Linked DNA regions of Homo sapiens: region 2 is linked to region 1. The links are chromatin contacts, found by Hi-C or POLR2A ChIA-PET in ENCODE. All regions are on one chromosome and are shown on one strand. Each heading gives the region's core, a stretch centred on a gene start or an enhancer-like site at or near the end of the contact. The rest is flanking DNA. Distances are from core to core; before and after follow the strand shown.

Evidence for each region. Hi-C counts contacts between places; a loop is a spot of excess contacts on that map. ChIA-PET counts read pairs that join two places held with the same protein, here RNA polymerase II (POLR2A). Pooled maps may share reads with other maps.
Region 2: a map of PC-3 shows a loop between it and region 1 (8-fold over the local background). The contact joins two enhancer-like sites. A Hi-C loop is called at or near these places in 4 of 168 maps with a recorded cell type or tissue (GM12878, IMR-90, PC-3 and 1 more), 14 of 37 single-sample maps with no recorded cell type and 8 of 50 pooled maps. POLR2A ChIA-PET finds 5 or more read pairs at or near these places in 7 of 52 experiments (AG04449, AG04450, BJ and 4 more).

What each region holds. Positions count from the first base shown.
Region 1 is chr3:159,882,097-159,884,727 of GRCh38, reverse strand. The region is part of intron 5 of IQCJ-SCHIP1 (IQCJ-SCHIP1 readthrough); the gene reads right to left. The region is part of intron 3 of SCHIP1 (schwannomin interacting protein 1); the gene reads right to left. Among named protein-coding and RNA genes, the nearest start is that of IL12A, 110 kb to the left of the region's middle. Within about 2 kb of position 1,332, at least 7 of the 41 ENCODE cell types and tissues checked have a DNase peak (open chromatin) inside an H3K27ac peak, as active enhancers do; they include PC-3, where a contact is called at or near this core.
Region 2 is chr3:159,928,208-159,930,838 of GRCh38, reverse strand. The region is part of intron 9 of IL12A-AS1 (IL12A antisense RNA 1); the gene reads left to right. Among named protein-coding and RNA genes, the nearest start is that of IL12A, 59 kb to the left of the region's middle. RefSeq lists an enhancer at 1,005-1,154. Within about 2 kb of position 1,303, at least 13 of the 41 ENCODE cell types and tissues checked have a DNase peak (open chromatin) inside an H3K27ac peak, as active enhancers do; they include PC-3, where a contact is called at or near this core.

The sequences.
Region 1 (2,631 bases), core at 83-2,582:
CTCATCGATAAAATGGGTTGAATAGTAGCAAACCCAGTGTTATGCAGGAAGGATTAAAATAGTTCATTCAGAGCTTAGTGCAGGGCAAGTGACCTGTACATGTGAGTTGCTCTCCATTCTCTATTTACTGAAAGTCTAAACAAAAGGAACAGAATTTTAGAGGTGAAATGACTCTCTAAAGTCACTTACTCTAATACTGCTTGTCCTGTCACAATAATCCCTGATGTAGAATCAACTCTCTGAGACAACACATGGTCTATTAGGCAGTTTGTTCTTCTACTGAGCTGGGATTTGCCACCTTTTTACTTTTATCCATTGGATATACATACATACATAAACACACACACACACACACACACACACACACACACACACACAGACACAGACACACATATATATTTTTTTCCTGGAGAAATCTAATATGTTCAGGTTACCCTTTGATTCCATGCAGGTTTAGAAATTTTAATGTCTGTCGGTCTAAAAAAATAAAATCAACCCCCTTTTAATAATAATACTCAAGTTCTATGGATTGGAAGATGGTGGGAAAAAAGCTGTTAGCAAATTAAAAACAGACACATTTTAAAGACAAACCCTAATTTGAATCTAGGATTATGTAGCATTTTCTATTTATTGAATAAAGTCTTGAGAAGAAGGGTCTGGCTACTGGATACACAGATTATAAAAATGTAAAATAACCCGCAATACAAAACACAAAGCAAAATAAAGTTTACAATGTCCAGATATATGTATTTTCACTCAGAAGAAAGTCTGATCATAAATTCTGTTGTTCTGCGGCCACGCTGACTTCTTTTTGAAGGATTAACCCAGACTTAAACATCCCATATAGTCTAACTCAGGAAAGGAAAGAAAAAAAAAAGTTGGGGGAGATTTAGTAGTCTGCGTAAAATCAAAAAACGCCGCAGGTAGAAATTCAGAAAATCGCCTTAGTACCACATTATCCCCATAGGAAACTGAAGAGAGCTTCTTATAGGGTGAGACATAATTCCTTATAGTGGTAATCACCAAGAATGTTACTCTCAGGAAAAGGAAATTATATGACATAACAGCTAATGGTTCAGAGGGGATTTTAGTAAAGACATCTTAAAACGAGCTCAGGTTTCAAGAAGGATTTGTTTGCTTTTAGCCTTTAAGCGGGTTTTAAGATGAAGTCAGCTCTCGGTGAAACTCAACCACAGCTCCCAAGCAGCCTGAATGGATGAGTGGGGCCACCTGGTGCTGCTGAAGGCCTCTGTGCCCAGGGTGGAAGAACAGATAACCCCTGTTCCAGGACCCTGCCCACCCTGGGAGACATGGCTGTTCTTGAGGCTCACATCTGAAAACCACAGTTCCCCGGGCCTCTGTCCCTCACACTGCAGTGCATCTGGCTGCCCTCATAACCAGTCTTGCAAAATTCAGGCTGCAGGGTGCCTAATTTACCTAGATCTCTCAAGCACAGTCTGAGGTGAAAACAGAACACGATCCTCATCTTGTTAATTAGAGATATAATTTCAAGGTATCCAATTCAAGGTTACTTGATGTTTCAAGTGGCATTTAGCAGAGCACTGTACAAAGGCTGCTGGAAGTCAGCCTTGCCTGTCGATTTCATTTCTGAAAGGTCTGTCTTGGTTATCCCAGAAAGCTCTTCTCCCTTACACACCACAAGGCAATTAAAAACAACGCTGCTGCCCGGAGCTACTGGCAGGGAGCACCAGGGGTCTGGAAAGAAAGTGTCCTTGACGGAGAATGCCCGGAAACATGGAGAGATAAAGACTAAGTATGTCTTCTGGACATCTCAGTGTGAGCAGGAGTGGCCTCAGTGTGACAGTGCCTACTGGCCAGGAGCAGGAGGGCACTTGGTCGGGAGGCTGCACAGCAACCACGTCTGCTTGGCATTTATAGTGAGGAAGGCTGTTATTTAGAAAACACTGGTGCTGACTTCCAACTACTGTTACCAGGGATACTATTAAAATATGCACAGGAGTTGAGAGGATGGCAGAGACGAAAAGTTTTTAAGTATGAATAGAATATCTCAAAAACTCAGCCAAGTGGTAATATGATTTTATATAAAGGTAACATTTCTTTCAAAATACAGGGACAAGAGCAGTTTATTCCCTGAGAGAAACAATGTCATGGCCCTAAAGTTTGCTGGTGACTTCTAGAGGAGCAGTGGTCATTATGAATTGGGCCTTTGTTCTTGGCTTTGGGTTGTAGTGACCGGGATTGGGCTGGTCTGAGGCCAGCTCTGAAGCCTGGAACTACTTGCTTTTTTCTTGATTTTCTACTTGCTTTTCTACTTGATTTTAGGAATGGGAATCTCCCAGCACCTGCTTAGACCACTAGTATCTACGTATAAATGTTCAAGATTCATTGGTAAGATTTTTATCCCCCTGTCCACAGCACTTTGGTTCACTTTACTTGAACTGTTGCATTGAATTTTAAAGTATGTTCACTTACATTCTCTCCCGGGGCTGTATAATCACCTGTGGATTACAGGCAAGATATAGTTACTCAGAGAAGTCAAATGACTTGCCACAGACCTGTGACAACCTCTTTATAAAAATGATCTCAATTCTTCCTCTCCTTATACCCATCTCCTCTGTAATGTGACCCTGCAGCTTCTCCCATTGAGAA
Region 2 (2,631 bases), core at 54-2,553, 46 kb before region 1:
CTCGGTTTATGAACTCATTTTCAGGAGCCAGACTTAGTCAAGGCTGGTCCATGCTAGTGCATGCTAGTCTCATATGCATCAATCAATACTATTCTCCTGACTGGGCACAGTGGCTCACCCCTGTAATCCTAACACTTTGAGAAGCTGCAGCAGGAGGATCACTTGAGCCCGGGAGTTCAAGGGCAGCCTGGAAAACATAGCAAGACCCTGACTCTACAAAAAACTTTTAAAAATTAGCCAGGTGTGGTGGTGTGTGCCTCTAGTCCCAGCTACTCAGGAGGCTGAGGTAGGAGGATTGCTTGAGCCCAGGAATCTGATGCTGCATTGAACTATTATTGTGCCACTGCACTCCAGCCTGAGCAACAGTGAGACCCTGTCTTTAGAAAATAAACAAAAATAAAAATAAATGCTGTCTTCTCAAAGTCCAGTGCCTGAGTAAACCTCAAACCTAGACACTTGAGTTGTGGTATTCAGAGATGGGGAGACATGCTTCCATGGAAGGATTTTTATTGTGTACGTGGTTTGTAAAATAACTGCTTGTTTCTTGATGATGAGATGTGCTCATCATTCCTGTGTGTATAATTCAATACATGGTTAATATTTACACGTGTCAAGTTTTCATCAGTCTTTTCAAAATGGCCTTTCAAAGGTAAAGACTAATGGGAACTTTTGAACACTCGAGCCTCATTTCTTCCTGAAGACCCTCTGAGGATGAAGCCATGTGCAGGCAGAAACAGAGGGCTCTGTCTGGCCCAGAGACCTGCCTCATGAAACCCTTGTTCCTGAACAGCAAGAGGAAATCCCGCTCCCCTTGGCTCCACTCACAGAGCCATAGTTCACATTTGTGGTAGTTTTAGTTTCCCTCTTTGTGAGGTAAGCAGCTTTCTCCCAACCAACCCCATGTCAGCGCCCCTTCTTTATTTTGGCTTCCAGAATGAGTGTTGGAGTCCTGCTGTCACTGAGGGCAGGGCCTGGACTTCCTGCCGGCCCCTCCCCACACAGGATGAGCTCACAGGCCTTCCCCTATTGTGTTTCCCTCACTATTACTGCTGAACCTTGTGGAGTTCACACCATTCTTTTAAAACCATTCTTTTTGAGGAATGAGACTCTGTCAGGGTGAGTTGTTTGCGGAAGTAATGCTGTTTCAATGTTTTAGTGTTGCTGTTGATACCTCCCTGGAGTCCAAGAGAAAGTGAAAGTTCATGTTTACTCTTTTATGGGAAACATCCACCTCCCTCCTCACACTTCTTCCTCAAAGGTCTGGCTTTGGTTCCCTCTGGTGTTCACTATAGCAAGTGGGCCAGATGGAGCTTCTGTTGGTTGGCTATGAAATGGAAGGCTTGGTTTTTTGCAAGACATGTGATCGACGGAGCCATGTTGAAGTCTTTAAAACATAGCCCAGTTGGATCCCATAACTTACCAGTCACGCCTGGGACAATCACAATTTCCAGCTTCCATTCACATCAAAGCTCTGTCCCTCCTCCCCAGGCAAGCTAGAGTGCTCAGCGGAGGCCTATCTGAGGAGGTGACGGCAAGCCCAAGGGCCAGCTCATTTTTTTTTTTTTTTTTTTTTGAATCAGTCTCACCGTAGCCCAAGCTGGAGTGCAGTGGTGCAATCTTGGCTCACTACAACCTCCAGCCCCAGGGCTCAAGTGATTCTCGTGCTTCAGCATCCCTAGTAGCTGGGACTACAGGTACGTGCCACCACACCTGGCTAACTCTTTTGTGTTTTAGTGTTGCCCAGGGTGGTCTCAAACTCCTGAGCTCAGGTGATCTGCCTGCCTCGGTCTTCCAAAGCGCTGGGATTACAGGCGTGAGCCACTTCGCCTGGCTGGGCCAGTTCATTTTTATACTCGAATCATGACCATGGAATGCTGAGTCAGACACACTTTTGCTTACATAAAACCCAACACTGGCTTCTGCTGTCCTCATAAGTACAACTTCTAACTTGGTTTACAAGCCCTTGGTGACCTTGCCCATCCTTGTCCTGCCAGCCTCCTTTCTCCACATTCCATAGCCATCCTATCACTCACATTCTTCACAGCATTCCCTAATTAAAAGCTGAGGATTTCTTCACAAACCAAGACCTCTGCATGTGTTCCTCTCTCTGACTCAAATCCTCTTTCGCCCAGTTCTCCTTCCTCTTCTTCATTCTGCTTGTTTAAACTCCATTCATGTTTTAAATCTCAGATTTCCTCCAGAAAGTCTTTCCTGGCCCCCCAGACTAAGCTAGGTTTCCTAGCCCTATAATCATTAGTCTTTGTTGTGATTGCCTGTGTCCCCATTGGACCATCAATTCTGTAAAGCAGGGGACCATATTTGCCATATTTACCACTTGATCTCTGGCACTGAGCACAATGCCTGGCACATATTGTATGCTTAATAAATATGGGATGAGTGATGGTTTTAAAGTGGCTGTGGGTCCCTGAAAGCAGTAGCAGAGTTAGAAGGCTTTTCAGACCAGGTTCCTTGTATTGCAGGGGCATGAAGTAGGCTGATGCTGACATGGCTGGGACCCAGAAACATCAGCACAAAGGAGATGAGTCTGTCTGTTCTTTGACAGCAGGAAGTAGCTGCAAAAATGTGCTGCAAGGCAAGGAGTGGTGTGTGTGCAGCCCAGGCTCAGAGATG